Linked DNA regions of Homo sapiens: region 1 is linked to region 2. A link is an interaction called in ENCODE POLR2A ChIA-PET data of the cell type or tissue named here. Cell type or tissue: GM12878. All regions are shown on one strand. Region 1 overlaps LINC02145 (long intergenic non-protein coding RNA 2145). Region 2 overlaps TENT4A (terminal nucleotidyltransferase 4A).

Evidence for each region. ChIA-PET counts read pairs that join two places held together with the same protein. Peaks named below come from ENCODE experiments on the same cell type or tissue, not always from the same donor. Only the 100,000 strongest peaks of a DNase experiment are listed, where the experiment ranks them.
Region 1: POLR2A ChIA-PET joins it to region 2 with 7 read pairs; 2 of 35 experiments call an interaction of 5 or more read pairs at or near these places.

The regions. Positions count from the first base shown.
Region 1 is chr5:6,315,157-6,319,156 of GRCh38, forward strand. All of the region lies in intron 1 of LINC02145 (long intergenic non-protein coding RNA 2145), which reads right to left. Among named protein-coding and RNA genes, the nearest start is that of LINC02145, 20 kb to the right of the region's middle. RefSeq lists a silencer at 575-800. In GM12878, no CTCF peak of the experiment used is centred here; no DNase peak of the experiment used is centred here.
Region 2 is chr5:6,729,249-6,733,248 of GRCh38, forward strand. The region is part of intron 1 of TENT4A (terminal nucleotidyltransferase 4A); the gene reads left to right. Among named protein-coding and RNA genes, the nearest start is that of TENT4A, 18 kb to the left of the region's middle. In GM12878, no CTCF peak of the experiment used is centred here; no DNase peak of the experiment used is centred here; H3K4me3 peaks cover 1,369 bases; H3K27ac peaks cover 2,738 bases.

The DNA.
Region 1 (4,000 bases), 410 kb before region 2:
ATGCAGAGTAGGTGCTCAGCGAAAGCTATGAAATGAACAGATGGCAAGAAAATTCCTCAGGAAGGAAGGGGCTTCATGAAAATGTCCTCTATGGAGCAAATATTTAAAATTAAGATAAAAGAAGAGCTCAAGATAAATATCATAAAACAACAGCGGGAGTTGGAAAAAATGAAGAAGAGCCAAATAGTAGCAGAGAAGCTGCCCCAGCTATGGAAAAGGAAGTCCCCACAAACAGATAGATGGGCACTGCTGGAAATACACTCAGAGACTGAGAGAGTTTTAAAAGAAAGAAAAGTGAGGTGGAAAGGACTAAATGTTAAAAGATGGCAAGAGTATACCAAAGATTGAAGACAAAGAAAATTCATTCCTCTTAATTGCCAAACTCAAAACTCCACCTCTATCCATATGTGCTCGGTCCCTCTTAATTGCTTCCTCTTCTGGGGAAACAAACGTAACCATGAGTGGACGCCCTAAGCTCCCAGGCCCTGCCCATCGCGTGTTCTCCTCCTGTTGGGAGTGGACACCCCTCCTGGCCACCCATCCCCACCTTCCTCCTGCTCCTGCTGAGCTGGACCTCAGCCTCTCCCACCATCGACTCCACTCCCGGGGGTGGCCAGTGCTGGCCAGCTATGGTGCACTTTGATTTCCCACAAATGTCCTGCCCCTCATGTGTCCGTGGACTGTGCCAGAGAATGAGGTGGGGGAGCAAAGGCCAGGGCTCAGGATGGGGGAGTCAAAGCCCAGGATGGAAACAGGTGGGTGAACAGGAATTTTTTTCACAACAAGGACACATCCAGGGAAGGGAGTCAGGGCCAGCAGCAAGGCTGCTGTGATGTGGCCTCTGGAGATTAGGATGGGGCATCCCCTTATCTCTCCTGTGAAAGGGGCCATATTGGCCTCAGAGCCTGGACAAGCTCGAGCCTACAGGTCAGGATTAATGGGGGTCTTGTCAGTGTATCCTACAACATTCTGGCTTGTAACTCAGTCCCCCTGCATAGGACATGTTTAATCAATGAACCAAAAACTGGGTGATGGGCTAGGGAGCAGGAGGGGACATCTTCAGTGGTGACTTTCCTCCACTGTGCATTGGGAGTTGCTGCCATCTCCTCAGTGGCCTGGAGTCCCTGTCCCCACGGACACATCAGCAAAGGGTCCTGTACCTTGGCCTGGAGCCTCCTGAGAAATAAAGACCAAACGGAAGCCTCGCCTTTTCTTCCACTCTGGAGAAGCTTTTGAGACCCCCAGGAGGGCCTTGGGCTCTAAATTCATTAACTCTGAAAGGGGCCCCAGATCCTAACCCTAATTCCTGCCTCCTGGCCCAAAGGGCCCTTCTGATGCCTTAAGTATGTGGGATCCTGATCCCAAGTACAGTATCTCCCTAAATAAAAGAGCTAATCTACCTTAAAAAGGTTGGCAACTAAGCTGTGCAAGCTTGGAATAGAGATATGCCTCTCCTCCCTCTTACACATGTTTGCCCATCTCCTTGGAGAGGCATGTTGGTTTTGAAAATGTTTGCACTGAGGTCTGTGGGCTGCAGCAAGGCACAGTGCAAGGTGCACACCACTTTCCTCTTGGAGCTCAAAATAGTCAGATACAAGTCTCTCTGTCAGGAAGACTGGCTGCCCTGCCTTCCTCGACCCAGAAAGGGACCATGGCCCAGTAGGCACCTTAGCACCACCCCTGGGTCTGCACTTCTCTCTAACTGCCACTTCTGGGAAAATCTGCCACCCGCTACAGCAGCGGAGACAGGAGATTGGTAAACCAAACCCTGGCATCCCGTGCTTTCAACCCAGATCCCCAGCAAATGTATCCTCTGATAGACAGCTCATTAGTGTCCCCTCCCCTCCCACTCCCCAATCCCCAGGCACATGGAGTCCAAACACCGACCTGCTATGTAGCTAGAAGAAGGAGGAGGAGGAGGAACAGGATGGGGGAGAAGAAGAGGAGGAGGAGGAGACAAGAGTGAGTAGACAGCTTAGTTTAAAATAATAAAACCACCTAGAGCCCTTTGATTGGTCAGGACTAAGCTATCTCAATATGCAGTAGGAAGCTATGCTTGATCAAATGGTATGAAAAATGGCTCAGCAGCATCTGCAAGGTGGAGCCCTCAGCAATCACAGTTATGGGCTTGCCCAGCCCTCTGCTGACGTGGGCAGCCACTTTCTTAGATTAAAATGTGCTGGTCTGTGGAGAGCAACTGGGTGGGCAGTAACACTGAAGCCTGGCTCTTTTGAATTCTCTGTCCATCCTCCCCTTCTGATTGTGACTCACATACAGAAGTGTGTGGCGAAACAGGCAAAATGCAAGACTGGCACTTTCACGTTTATCTAGAGGCTTTGCATTGGGAGCTTGGCAACTCCATCCTGTGACCCAAGCCAGGGAGCTGTCTAGCCCTGGGAAAGTGGCTGAAGGCTGCATTCTCCTCACCTACTCCAGGATGCTGTGGCATGCCTCTCTAAGCCCAAGGAGAAACAGTGTGTGCAGTGGTGAAGTCATCACTATACTATTATTGTCCTAAACTTACAACCTCTTGATTTATTCCTCCCGCATTCATAGAAAGAATAGAGCAATTTCAATATTGCTATAAATTCTTCTGCTCTCATAGAAGGGTTTAATCAAGCCACTTCCATCTGTTCTTTCTCCCAAGATGGCAACAAAATCATTTTCTGCCTATAAGAAATAACTTTGGAGGAAAGTCCTGGATACATTCAAAATACACCAGAAAGTTCTCAAAGTTAGATTTGTTAGTTTCTGAGATTGTGAGCTGTTCTGAATCCTGCAGTCCTGGCAGAGGGGACCAAATGCTCACCAAGAACCTGAGACTCTCCACACTTCACCAAGCCCGGAGTGCACTCTGCACCAGATTTGATAACTGGCCTCTGGAGAGGGCAGGGTGGGAAGGAATCAGCCCAGGCACTGTAGGCGTTCTGGGGGAACGTTGCTCCATCAAAGAACTGTGGGTGCATGGGGAAAAGTGCTTCTCCTAGAGCTCTCCATCGCAGTCCAGTGAGATGCTCTGAGCAAGGAGTCTGCCTGTGGAGCCCCTCACACCACACCTTCTCTCTCACTCTTGACACCCACAGCGCAGTCAGCACACAATGGCTCTGACATAGGGATAGGGAGGCGGACCTTGGTAAACATACTTCCTTTGGAATTGCATCGCTGTTCTAGACTCAAGGGAGGCCCTGTGTGTGTCTGGATCAAAGCTTATCTTCCTCTAAGACTCCTGTATTTCCTTTTCTATTTAACGAACAACTGGCTGGGCACGGTGGCTCAGGCCTGTAATCCCAACACTTTGGAAGGCCAAGGCTGTTGGATCACTTGAGGTCAGAAGTTCGAGACCAGCCTGGCTAACATGGTGAAACCCTGTCCTACCAAAAATATAAAAAATTAGCCAGGTGTGCTGGTACACACCTGTAATGCCAGCTACTTGGGAGGCTGAGGCAGGAGAATCACTTGAACCCGGGAGGCGAAAGTTGCAATGAGCCGAGATGGTGCCACTGCACTCCAGCCTGGGTGACAGAGTGAGACTCCGTCTCAAAAAAAAAAAAAAAAAAACAAAAAAATCTGCATTCCCTTTGTCCAAGAATATTTCAGCTCTGCTTTACCCCTTGCTATGATCTGAATGTTCATGTGCCTATGTTGAAATTCTAAGCTGCAAGGTGATGGTATTAAGACATGGGGACTTTGGAAGGTGGTTAGGTCATGAGGGTGGAGCTCTTATAAATGGGATTAATGTCCATAAAAGAAGCCCTAGGGAGACCCTCACTGCTTCTGCCCTTGAGAAGACAACCATCTATGAGGAAGTGGGTCCTCACCAGACACCAAGTCTGCCAGCACATTAATTTTGGACTTTCCAGCTTGCAGAACTGTGAGAAAGAAATTTCTGTTGTGTATATGCCACCCAGTCTATGGTATATCATTACAGCAGCCAAGGCTAAGACACATCTAAATGTTACTTATCTAAACAACAATACTTTTCTGGCCAGTGGATGTCAGA
Region 2 (4,000 bases):
TCTACAAAATGAAAATAGTAATATTTGCCTCAAAGACTATTATTTGGGAGGATCTAGTGCAAATGTTAGTAATGTGGATATTGTGTAGTGTCCCAGGATATTAATGTTTTTAGCCTCTTGGCTTTTATTCTGTATTGTTGCCCCAAAAGATGATGCTCACTTATCTTTCATCCAGTGTAAGGATATCTGGAAAGACAACAGAAAGTATAGCTGTTTTCATTTCAAAAGTGATCAGCTGCTTGAGCTAGCAAGCAAGGCTTGCACTAGCTTCCAGGCGCAGTCACGCAGTTTCACAGCAGGCGCGGTTCCCTCGGAGCACCCAGAGCTGCCCTGCGGTAGTCAGCAGTTGTGCTGTGGCTGCACTGCCAGGCTGGGTGGCAGGTGGATCGGAGCCAGCAGATGTGGCTCAGGAAGTGCCTTCTTGGCCTCTCCTTAATCTCTTTCAGAGTCTGTGGGCCCTTGATTGCACTGTGGGTTGTTTCAGACTCCAGTATTAGGAGACTGAACCCCTTGGTGGTTTTTTTGTGTGTGTGTGCTGAGCTGGGTTGAGGACATGTTAAGCAGGTGGGGTGCCTCCCCTGGGTTTGCTCCGGGTGGTACCTGTGGTGTGGGGTGGTTCTGAGTAGTTCTGGCCCCACTGCTGGAGTATCTGCCCACTCAGTTTGTGAGATGGCAGGGCTTCATCCTGGTCTGGTGCCTCATTTTCTTCTTTAGCAGTGGGCTTAGAACCAATGCAGATTCCCAAGTTAAGTATTTTTTCTGTAGCTTAATTATTACAGGCTTCTGGTACCTAAGCCCTTTCTTACTTTCTGTTCTGAGGGGAAGAGAAGATAATGTTGTTTCTCCGCCCCCCCCCGGAGTGGCCCCAGGACCTTGCATGGCATTTGCAGCATTTGCAGCGTGCTTGGGTTTGCTTTACTAGGGTGAAAGTGTTGCACCCCCCAGCACCCACAAAGGCACCTCTGCTCACACTCCGGTGAGGTTCTGACTGGCCCTGGGACATCACCTGCTCCAGGATCCTATGTGGCTCATCCCAGGAGAGATGTGGGAGGGAAGGGGAAAAAAGGCTTACATTTGCTGAGTGGAATTCATGTAGATCTGAGTTCCGCATTGATTCCTAAGCTGCAGAGCCCTTATGCCTTGGCTGTTTTGTGAATGTTAGTCGGTCTTAACCTTTTTCACCGAGTTAGCATTGGCTGTCTCAGGAGGCTCACAGCTCCTGCTCCTCCTCCAGGGGAGTGCGCCCTCCTCCTCTGTCGGTAGCTGTCAGGTGCCCCTTTCCTCTGCAGCAGACTGTCCTGGGTCCTTGCCTGGCCTTCCCCTTACACGTGAGCCTGCAGCTTCATTCACAGCCCCTGTGTAGAAAGATAGGCACATCGATAGGTCCCTCCCTGCCCAGAGTGGGCGGAACTGAGGCAGGCACTAAAAGCAGCTGACTGGCAGCCCTAGAAACATGAAGGGTTTCATTTATAGTTTCAGTCCTTTTCCTTCTTTCGAGCCTTAATTTAAAAAAAAAAAAAAAAAAAGCCTTGAAGTCCTGCTTCTGAGTTTTCTAATTTGTGCAGGTATTAGTTGCCTTGTAACATAATCAAAAATAAATAAAAATGATTTATAATTAGCTTATTAACTGTATCAGTAAATGGATACTTTAAAGAGGATCATTGATCCCTCAAAATAGAAGCAATGCAGTCATTCCCTCATTATGCTTTACTTGTGATTTGCTTACAACCCACTCTTCCTAGTTAAAGTTAAATATTAATCCAGACCCTATCAGTGCGATGTAGTAGTGTCTGAATCAGTTGTTGTTTTGGTGTAATCGTATCAAAGCATGTTATAAAATCTACAAAATTGCAGGGTTAACTCCAAATATTTTCACTAAGGTATTGTTTTTTTGGGCAAAAATGCATAGTGAACATTGTGGAGCTGAAGTGAGGGAACTTCGATTTCTGAGAAACCACTAGTTTTAAGGGTTTTGAAGGAAGAGTTGGAGGAGGAGAGGAAGAGAATAAATTCACAGTTAATGAGTTTCCAGTATTTTCTGTCGCATTTTACGTTGTAATGGAAAAGACTGGGAACTGAACTCACATGCAGTTTGTCAAATCACTTTTTCCCTAGAATTCAGGATTGATGAGATTAACGGGGTGTTAAAGGTAAACTGAGGCACATAATTAACATGGACAGAACTGTAGACCTGAGTGTTGAGAGTTGGGAAATTTCAGTGAGTTGGGAAGACTGGAAGCACCTGTTCTTCAGAGTGCAGGTCCTCATATTCAGTGGGTTTAAGGTGCTGAAACTTTTTTTTTTTTTTTGAGATGGGGTCTTGCACTGTTGCCCAGACTAGAGTGCAGTGGTGTAATCACCACTCACTGTAGCTTCGAATCCTGGGCTGTCAGCCTATCCTCCCACATCAGCCTCCTGACTAGCTGGACTGCAGGCCTGGGCCAAAACTCCTGGCTTGAAACTTCTTGTAACCAGATTGGAGGAGGAGGGCATGTTCATTTTCGTGACGTTTCCTTTCCCTTAAACATCCAGTGAAATCTGACCTTTGACCATCACTTTGCTTAAAAGAAGCTACTGGATTTAAAGTCTAGGAGAATGTCCTAGACAAGCCCATAGTATGTTCCTGTATGTTCCCCACCCAGAGACCTGCGTTATGAAGTGTTTGGTGTGCTTCTTCCAGCCCCACTGTTCTTTCTAAAGTGTTTTATTTTACATACGCTGTCCTGGCTTCTGGGCTATGACCTTTGCCTTTTTTGCCCTTTAGTTCCTTTGCCCTTTACCTACTGCAGTGCAGCTGCCTGTCCTTGGGTTGACTACAAAGAAGTCACCTTTGAACAACTTAGAAATTGTGACTTTTGGGGAAGGCAGGGCAGAGCCTTGGGGCTGAGATGGGGGAGGAGCCAGCTCTGCCCTGGGAGAGATACAAAGCGCCTGCCTGGGTGAGGCAGTGCACGGGTGGGCTTGCTTCACCTCTTTGGCCCCAGCTTCAAAACCAGCCAGTCCTCCCTGGCTTTGGCTTTAATTCACATTTACAAGCTTGAAAACCAGTTAATCCCATTAGCTCAGCTTCTAAAGCTGAAAATCGTCCCCTAAATGGGTCACCTGTTGTCATCAATAGCTTTATTAGCTATGGAATAATATAGTTTTGTTCTCTAACTGTAGGATCCTTCTTTTGCTCTTAAAATAGCTCAGTAAGTTGGGTCTCATAAATACATACAGCAAGCATATACCAGATACTAAAATACAAAAACATTGCTGATCTTGCTTTTCAGTACTAAAAGCAGAAAATCGGGAATTTACTAAATTGAGAAGTCAGTCATTACCTTTCGATGGGTTTGGACTCTTGCAAGGCAGTGATTGTAAACGAGAGTGATCTTTTGTTGTTTTTCAATGAACTTTATTCTCTAATTTTTAGTAAAGCACACTAGGAAATAATGCTTCAGAATTCTGTTTTCGAGTAGTTTCCTGACTAAAATAAAAATTCACTAAAAAAAACCTCTGCTGTCACCATTTCCTTTTTTCTTAAGATAACTAGGAAATGAATCATTAAGAGTTTGCTCCGTGGCAATGGATCGGGAAGCTGACCCTGCTCTCTGTGGGGCTGGAGCCTTGCTAATGTCCCAGGATTTCACTTCACAGAGACAAGCATCAGAGGCTTGCTTCATTTATAGATCCTACTTCTTTTCTACACCACAGCCAACTCAAAATGGTGACAGAATCTAAGACGAGGCTAGAAGTCACCACGGAGCAGTTGGAAGCTCTGCTTCCGGTTCTGGGGGCAGTGTTCCTGGCGTTGTGTCCTTTGGCCCCACCTCAGTTTGTCCGTTTAGCTCCTCAGCTGAGAATGAGATGTGTATCATATAGGAGTTTCCTGGGCCACTCACAGCCCCAAGCTGGAGAGTGCCAGCCTAATGTGTCAGGAGTAGGGGGTGAGGCCAGAGGGCTGTGTGCCAACTCCTCCCTAAGAAGCCTCCTGGGAAAGCCCTCCCAGGCACTTCCC